2 separate regions of the Homo sapiens genome follow, and region 2 is linked to region 1. Evidence: read pairs that join two places in POLR2A ChIA-PET (ENCODE). Cell type or tissue: OCI-LY7. All regions are shown on one strand. Each heading gives the region's core, and the rest is flanking DNA. Links, peaks and the distances in the headings are about the cores only.

The links. ChIA-PET counts read pairs that join two places held together with the same protein. Peaks named below come from ENCODE experiments on the same cell type or tissue, not always from the same donor. Only the 100,000 strongest peaks of a DNase experiment are listed, where the experiment ranks them.
Region 2: POLR2A ChIA-PET joins it to region 1 with 5 read pairs; 4 of 35 experiments call an interaction of 5 or more read pairs at or near these places.

Annotation. Positions count from the first base shown.
Region 1 is chr5:124,644,378-124,647,291 of GRCh38, reverse strand. ZNF608 (zinc finger protein 608) reads left to right here. Exons shown (of 10, transcript NM_020747.3): 5 at 1-613; 6 at 2,631-2,914. Among named protein-coding and RNA genes, the nearest start is that of ZNF608, 100 kb to the left of the region's middle. In OCI-LY7, for the core only: no CTCF peak of the experiment used is centred there; a DNase peak (open chromatin) is centred at 1,601.
Region 2 is chr5:124,706,421-124,709,334 of GRCh38, reverse strand. All of the region lies in intron 2 of ZNF608 (zinc finger protein 608), which reads left to right. Among named protein-coding and RNA genes, the nearest start is that of ZNF608, 39 kb to the left of the region's middle. RefSeq lists an enhancer at 1-241. In OCI-LY7, for the core only: no CTCF peak of the experiment used is centred there; DNase peaks (open chromatin) are centred at 1,624 and 2,484; H3K4me3 peaks cover 2,500 bases; H3K27ac peaks cover 2,500 bases.

The DNA.
Region 1 (2,914 bases), core at 133-2,632:
GAAGGAGTCTGAGGAAGATGCTGAAAAGAAAGACAAGGCAGAGCAGTTAGATTCTAAGAAAGTGGACCACAATTCTGCATCCTTACAGCCTCAGCACCAGTCGGTGATCACACAAAGACATCCTGCCCTGGCTCAGTCACTTTATTATGGCCAGTATGCATATGGGCTCTATATGGACCAGAAGTCTCTGATGGCCACCAGCCCTGCCTATAGACAGCAGTATGAGAAGTACTATGAGGACCAGAGGCTGGCAGAGCAGAAAATGGCCCAGACTGGGAGAGGAGACTGTGAAAGGAAAAGTGAGCTCCCCTTGAAAGAGCTGGGCAAGGAGGAAACTAAACAGAAAAATATGCCATCGGCCACAATCTCAAAAGCTCCCTCTACTCCGGAGCCTAACAAAAACCATTCTAAACTAGGGCCATCAGTGCCTAATAAAACTGAGGAGACAGGTAAATCGCAGCTTCTCTCCAATCACCAGCAGCAGCTTCAGGCCGACAGCTTCAAAGCTAAGCAGATGGAAAACCACCAGCTTATTAAGGAGGCTGTAGAAATGAAGTCTGTCATGGACTCTATGAAGCAGACAGGTGTAGACCCAACCTCGAGATTTAAACAAGTAAGATTGTGGAGCGTGGCCCCAACAGGGAGAGAGCAGTCTGAGACTTGTATTATACATGTCTGGGCTTGATCTGGTTAGACTTCTGACACAGGAAAGAAACCCATATTAGTTTTTTCCTCTGCTCTTGAAAAATATCTTAAGATTCTCAGGAGTTACTATGTAGCTCTAAAATGTACATTATCAGTATTTTCTTGTCATGGTGTATAGTAAAAGGAACTGTGGATGGGTGCTTTGCAGATTTGTGTTTCATGCCACTAACTTGCTCTGTGACTCTGATGAGGTCCATTAATTTCTTTTTTTAAATTTTTTAAATTTTTTGAGACGGAATCTCTCTCTGTCACCCAGGCTGGAGTGCAGTGGTGCAATCTTGGCTCTCTGCAACCTCCGCCTCCGTTCAAGCGATTCTCCTGCGTCAGCCTCCTGAGTAGCTGGGACTACAGGCACGTGCCACCATGCCCGGCTAATTTTTTGTATTTTTAGTAGAGATGGGGTTTCACCGTGTTAGCGAGATGGTCTCGATCTCCTGACCTCATGATCCGCCCACCCTGGCCTCCCAAAGTGCTGGGATTACAGGCGTGAGCCACCGCGCCTGGCCAGGATCCCTTAATTTCTTAGTCCAAGGCGAGGGCTTTCCACAATGGGGCTGCTGAATTCTCTTCTAACTCTGAGATTCTGAGTCTTATCTCTGAAATATTTATTTTCCATTTTCAAATTTCTACTAGCATCTTCTTTGAAGATAATAAAAACTGGGTCCCTGAATTCACATTTCCCATTAATCTTTTTAATAGAATTTGGGGCCCAAATTTCTTTCACATGGGGTCAGAGATGCCTAGATTTCAGTCTTACTCCCTATATTAAGTACCCCAAAACTCAGAGCTCAGTGCTGAATGTTTGTGAGGAGGGTGAGGAGGTTTGGGTGGCAGGCCTCAACAGCTGTCCCAGAGCCCCATGGGTCAGTCAGCTTGAGAACACCTGAAAATTGGTCACCACGAAACCACAAATGTACTAGCACCTTCTGTCATGGTTCAGACATCCTGACCCACTGCAACCCCGTGAGCATTAATCCTGGTTATTTCCCAGCACTGCACATCCCCACTCCCACCCTCACCCCCATGCTTAGATAATCCCTGGTGCATTAGAGCAAGAACCACCAGCCCCCACCACCGCCACCCACACACACACATTTACTTAGGCACAACTTTGCATGTTCTCTGAGAACCTGAATCCCCAGTGGGTTTATATCATGAATGGGATGGGGATCACAAAGGCCATTTAGGATTCTCAGTTTCCCCACTTACAGAGGCATAAATCAGGCTGTCAATTCACAGGGCTGCAGAAGATTTATATAATTTTGGGGGTTTATAGATAGATGGCTTTGTTTTCCAATAGAGAAGCCATAACGTGTGCTATTAATTTGAAATTTTGTTTTGATTAAGATGTTAACACGTAATGAGAAGTGAGCCAATATATTAAGCCTCAGCTGCAGTAGATGAGGAAAATGTATTAGGAAACCAAGAGTTTTTCCTCCTAAGTGATGTTAATAGCTATAGCAATTACTTAAATTTACTATTATTAGCTTGAGTTGGAGTTTTTAACATTCTTTTCACCTGTGTGAGATATTAAAAGGCAAACGAAGACAGAATTAAATATGTCTGAGGATGTTATTTAGTGTTGAGAAATGACATTAAGGGCCCAGCTCTGAATTTCAGCAGACCTGAGTTTGAAGCCCAGCTCCACGACTGGGCAGCAGCATGACCTTGATGTTGCCTGAACTTTAAACACTTTGGTTTTATCTTCTGTACAGGGGATCAGTAATAATGCCTACCTGGGACATTATTACTTTGTAAGAGAAGGAGGTAAAGCAATTAGCACAGTGTCTAGCACAGAAATAAATGTCAACTTAGCATTAAAATTAAGAGTGCTAGTGCTGTCATGATTATTAACAAGTTTTCTTTAAAATTGAAATTTTAAAACAAATCTGTTGGGTTTTTTTTCTTTAAAACAAAAAAATCAGGACCCAGATTCAAGAACATGGCATCATTATGTATACCAGCCCAAATATCTGGATCAGCAAAAGTCAGAAGAACTTGATAGAGAGAAGAAATTAAAAGAGGATAGTCCGAGGAAAACTCCTAATAAAGAGAGTGGTGTGCCCAGCCTTCCTGTATCGTTAACAAGCATTAAAGAGGAGCCCAAAGAGGCCAAGCATCCTGATTCTCAATCAATGGAGGAGAGCAAGCTGAAAAATGATGATCGAAAGACTCCTGTGAACTGGAAGGACTCTCGGGGAACAAGAGT
Region 2 (2,914 bases), core at 221-2,720, 62 kb before region 1:
GCGTATTTTACACATGTAGCTGTGTACATTCTCTTGCTTTGTGACCTGCATATAGGGATCCTTCTGGCAGTCAGACACGAAGAGTCAGTGACCCCCTTTCCTCTCCACCCCAAAGCAGTACCATGCAGAACCCAGATTTTTTTTTTTTTTTTTTTTTTTTTTTTGAGACAGAGTCTCTCTCTGTTGCCCAGGCTGGAGGGCAATGGTGCAGTCTCGGCCCACTGCAATCTCCGCCTCCTGGGTTCAAGCAATTCTCCTGCCTCAGCCTCCCGAGTAGCTGGGATTACAGGAGCCGCTACCACGCCCAGCTAATTTTTGTATTTTTAGTAGAGACTGGGTTTTTCCATGTTGGTCAGGCTGGTCTTGAACTCCTGACCACAGGTGATCTACCCGCCTTGGCCTCCCAAAGTGCTGGGATTACAGGCGTGAGCCACTGCACCGGGCCTTGGATTTTTGGCATTCTGGAATTTTGGCATGGTGGGGGTTCTGGCTGGAGGTGGAAGCATCCGTCTTGGCCCCACTGGCCTTGGGGCCAGAGCCCTGGTCCATCCCCAGGCCAAGTCCTACCAGATCAGCTGCTAAGCCTGAACAGCACTTGAGGGCAGGGTTGGTCTTCATACCTGATAATGAGAAAGTGGAAATGGCAATATAATTCCCAGTCTGTGCATAACGGTAGTTTTAGAATTGGATGATTTAAAACAACAACAATAAAACAAAAGCTGAGCTTTGGTTTCAGTAAGGTTTTAAAGTGAGGTTTCTGAAGGGATTGTATTATTTGCTTGCAAGCCTGAGATTCACTATTCTGAACTATGGGTAATAAAGGGTGATTCAGGTATATTGCTTCCAACATACAGAAAAGGGCCAGAAATTACCCATGGAGAAAGATTTCTTTCCATCTCATCTTCTATTTTACATTTAGAAGGGTTTGCGTTTGATGTTAGACCAATGTGGGGTCAAATTCTGGCTCAGCCACCGACCCTGAGTGACCTTTTAAGTTACTTAACTTTTCCCACGTTTCCTTTTCCTCATCTGTAAAATACTTCCCTTAACAATTTTGTAAAGATCAAAAGAGAGAATGCACAGTATAATCCCTCCTACACTATATGTGGTAAGACAGTTATAATTCCTCTATGTTGTATGTGTTAAAAAGTAGCTGCTGATGTTACTATTTTTATGAGAAAGCCCATGGACTTTAAGATCAGAGAGCTTTGGTCTTGAATTTCAGCTCCTTAGATAAAGTGGCCCATCCTCTGAGATCTTCAGTTTCTGCTTCTATAAAACAGGAATGTTGTGAGAATTAAAGGAGGCGGAAAAAGTCTGGTACCTTAGACCCTTTGTGAGAATTTGCCCATGTTGTTTTCTCAGCAAGCTGCAAAGCGTAAATTGCTTTGATCATGGTTCTGAAAGGAAGAGTTGTCTCCATCACATTTACGAAAAGGCAGAATTAGAAGTGACCAAAATTCAGTTGTTACAGGTTTGTCCTTTAGGGATGGAAATTCAGCCTCAATGATTAGTTCTGGAGAAAAGATCAGTGCCTAATTTAAGGAAATGGTTTTTAAAGCTTCCCCTGCTTTGCTAAAGAAGCAGTGACGTCAGGCAGAAAAAGGGTGGTTAAAATGCAAAGTAAGAGACTGCAGCAGTGGTCGCCTCTAAAGAGCTGTGATTTCCCCTACGTAGTAGTGGAGTCTCTTTCTAATGCTTTTTAAATGAAGAGGTGACTATGGGCAATCTCATAAAACAGCCCAATACCAGGATATGGAGAAAACGTGAACATTAAGTAATCGTGCCCCAGCATTCTCATAGACTATAACAATATTGGCTCTGAGCAAAGTAAAACACCATTCCCCCTCTGGTTGTTGGTGATCCCGGGATTGAGGGGTTAATAGCAGGATCGGTGTGGATATTTTTGGCAATAGACGTGAGAAAGCTGTGGCAAGCTTCCCTGTCAGGGTTTAGACCTGATCCCAGGTAAAGGAGGGAATCTCTCTGCCTTCTGGAGGCTTGCTTCTCGGCAGTCCTGGGTTTCGCCTTCTCCTTCTACCTGGCAGCAGAGCCACCTGAATGTCTCTTTGTTGGGTCTGGGTGGAGCAGGAGTGCTCGAGGGAGCACTCTCCAGCCCTACCCTGGCCACCTATCCTCACTGGCTGTCGGTTTCCTGGTACTGAAAGCATCACTGACCAACACAGTGAAATGCCCCAGTGATGAAAAGCTGTCCCCACCAACACTCCAGCTTTGGATCCTTCCTTGCCCATCAGCACTCAGGAAGCCCTTGAAAGAAGGTGAACGGAGAAAATATTGCCAGGGTTTCCCTGCAGATTGCCCGCCCCCAACCCAGCCCTCTGATTACACACACTAAGTGCCGCTCTCTGTGTAAATAACCTTTTCTTCCCTGCCTCCCTTCAGCCTCCCTGCTCCCCCTCCCATGCTCTTAGGCTCTCTCGCGTGATAAATAGCCAGGCTACTGCTCAGCATGCACTAACACCTGGGAATAATCATGCAAAAATAACAGTGAGAGACTGCCGCGCGTCTGTTCTTGACATTAACTTTCCTCGGTTTGACAGGCTGCCACCACCAGCTGTTAGACTTATGGGTCTTTTTTTTCCAGTGGAGATGGCTGCTTTCCTGCTTTCCTCTTTTTTTGGGTTCTAATAGGTTACATCAGTGTCCTATCAAGATGACAGAAAAGAGCTTTGACAAAGAAACCATTGCTAAAACAGGCCAGTTCTCTATTCTGATATTTTATTCCAGTTGTTAGTATTATTAGACTAATAATCCCCCACTGATTTTTAAATGAGGAATATCTGATTAGAACTATATTAGTGTTTCTCCCCTCAGAAAGGGATTTGTTGTTGCCTCTTGTGAATTGCCTTTGAATGTAGCAAATACTAGCATTTGGTCCCATAGGGCCAAACCA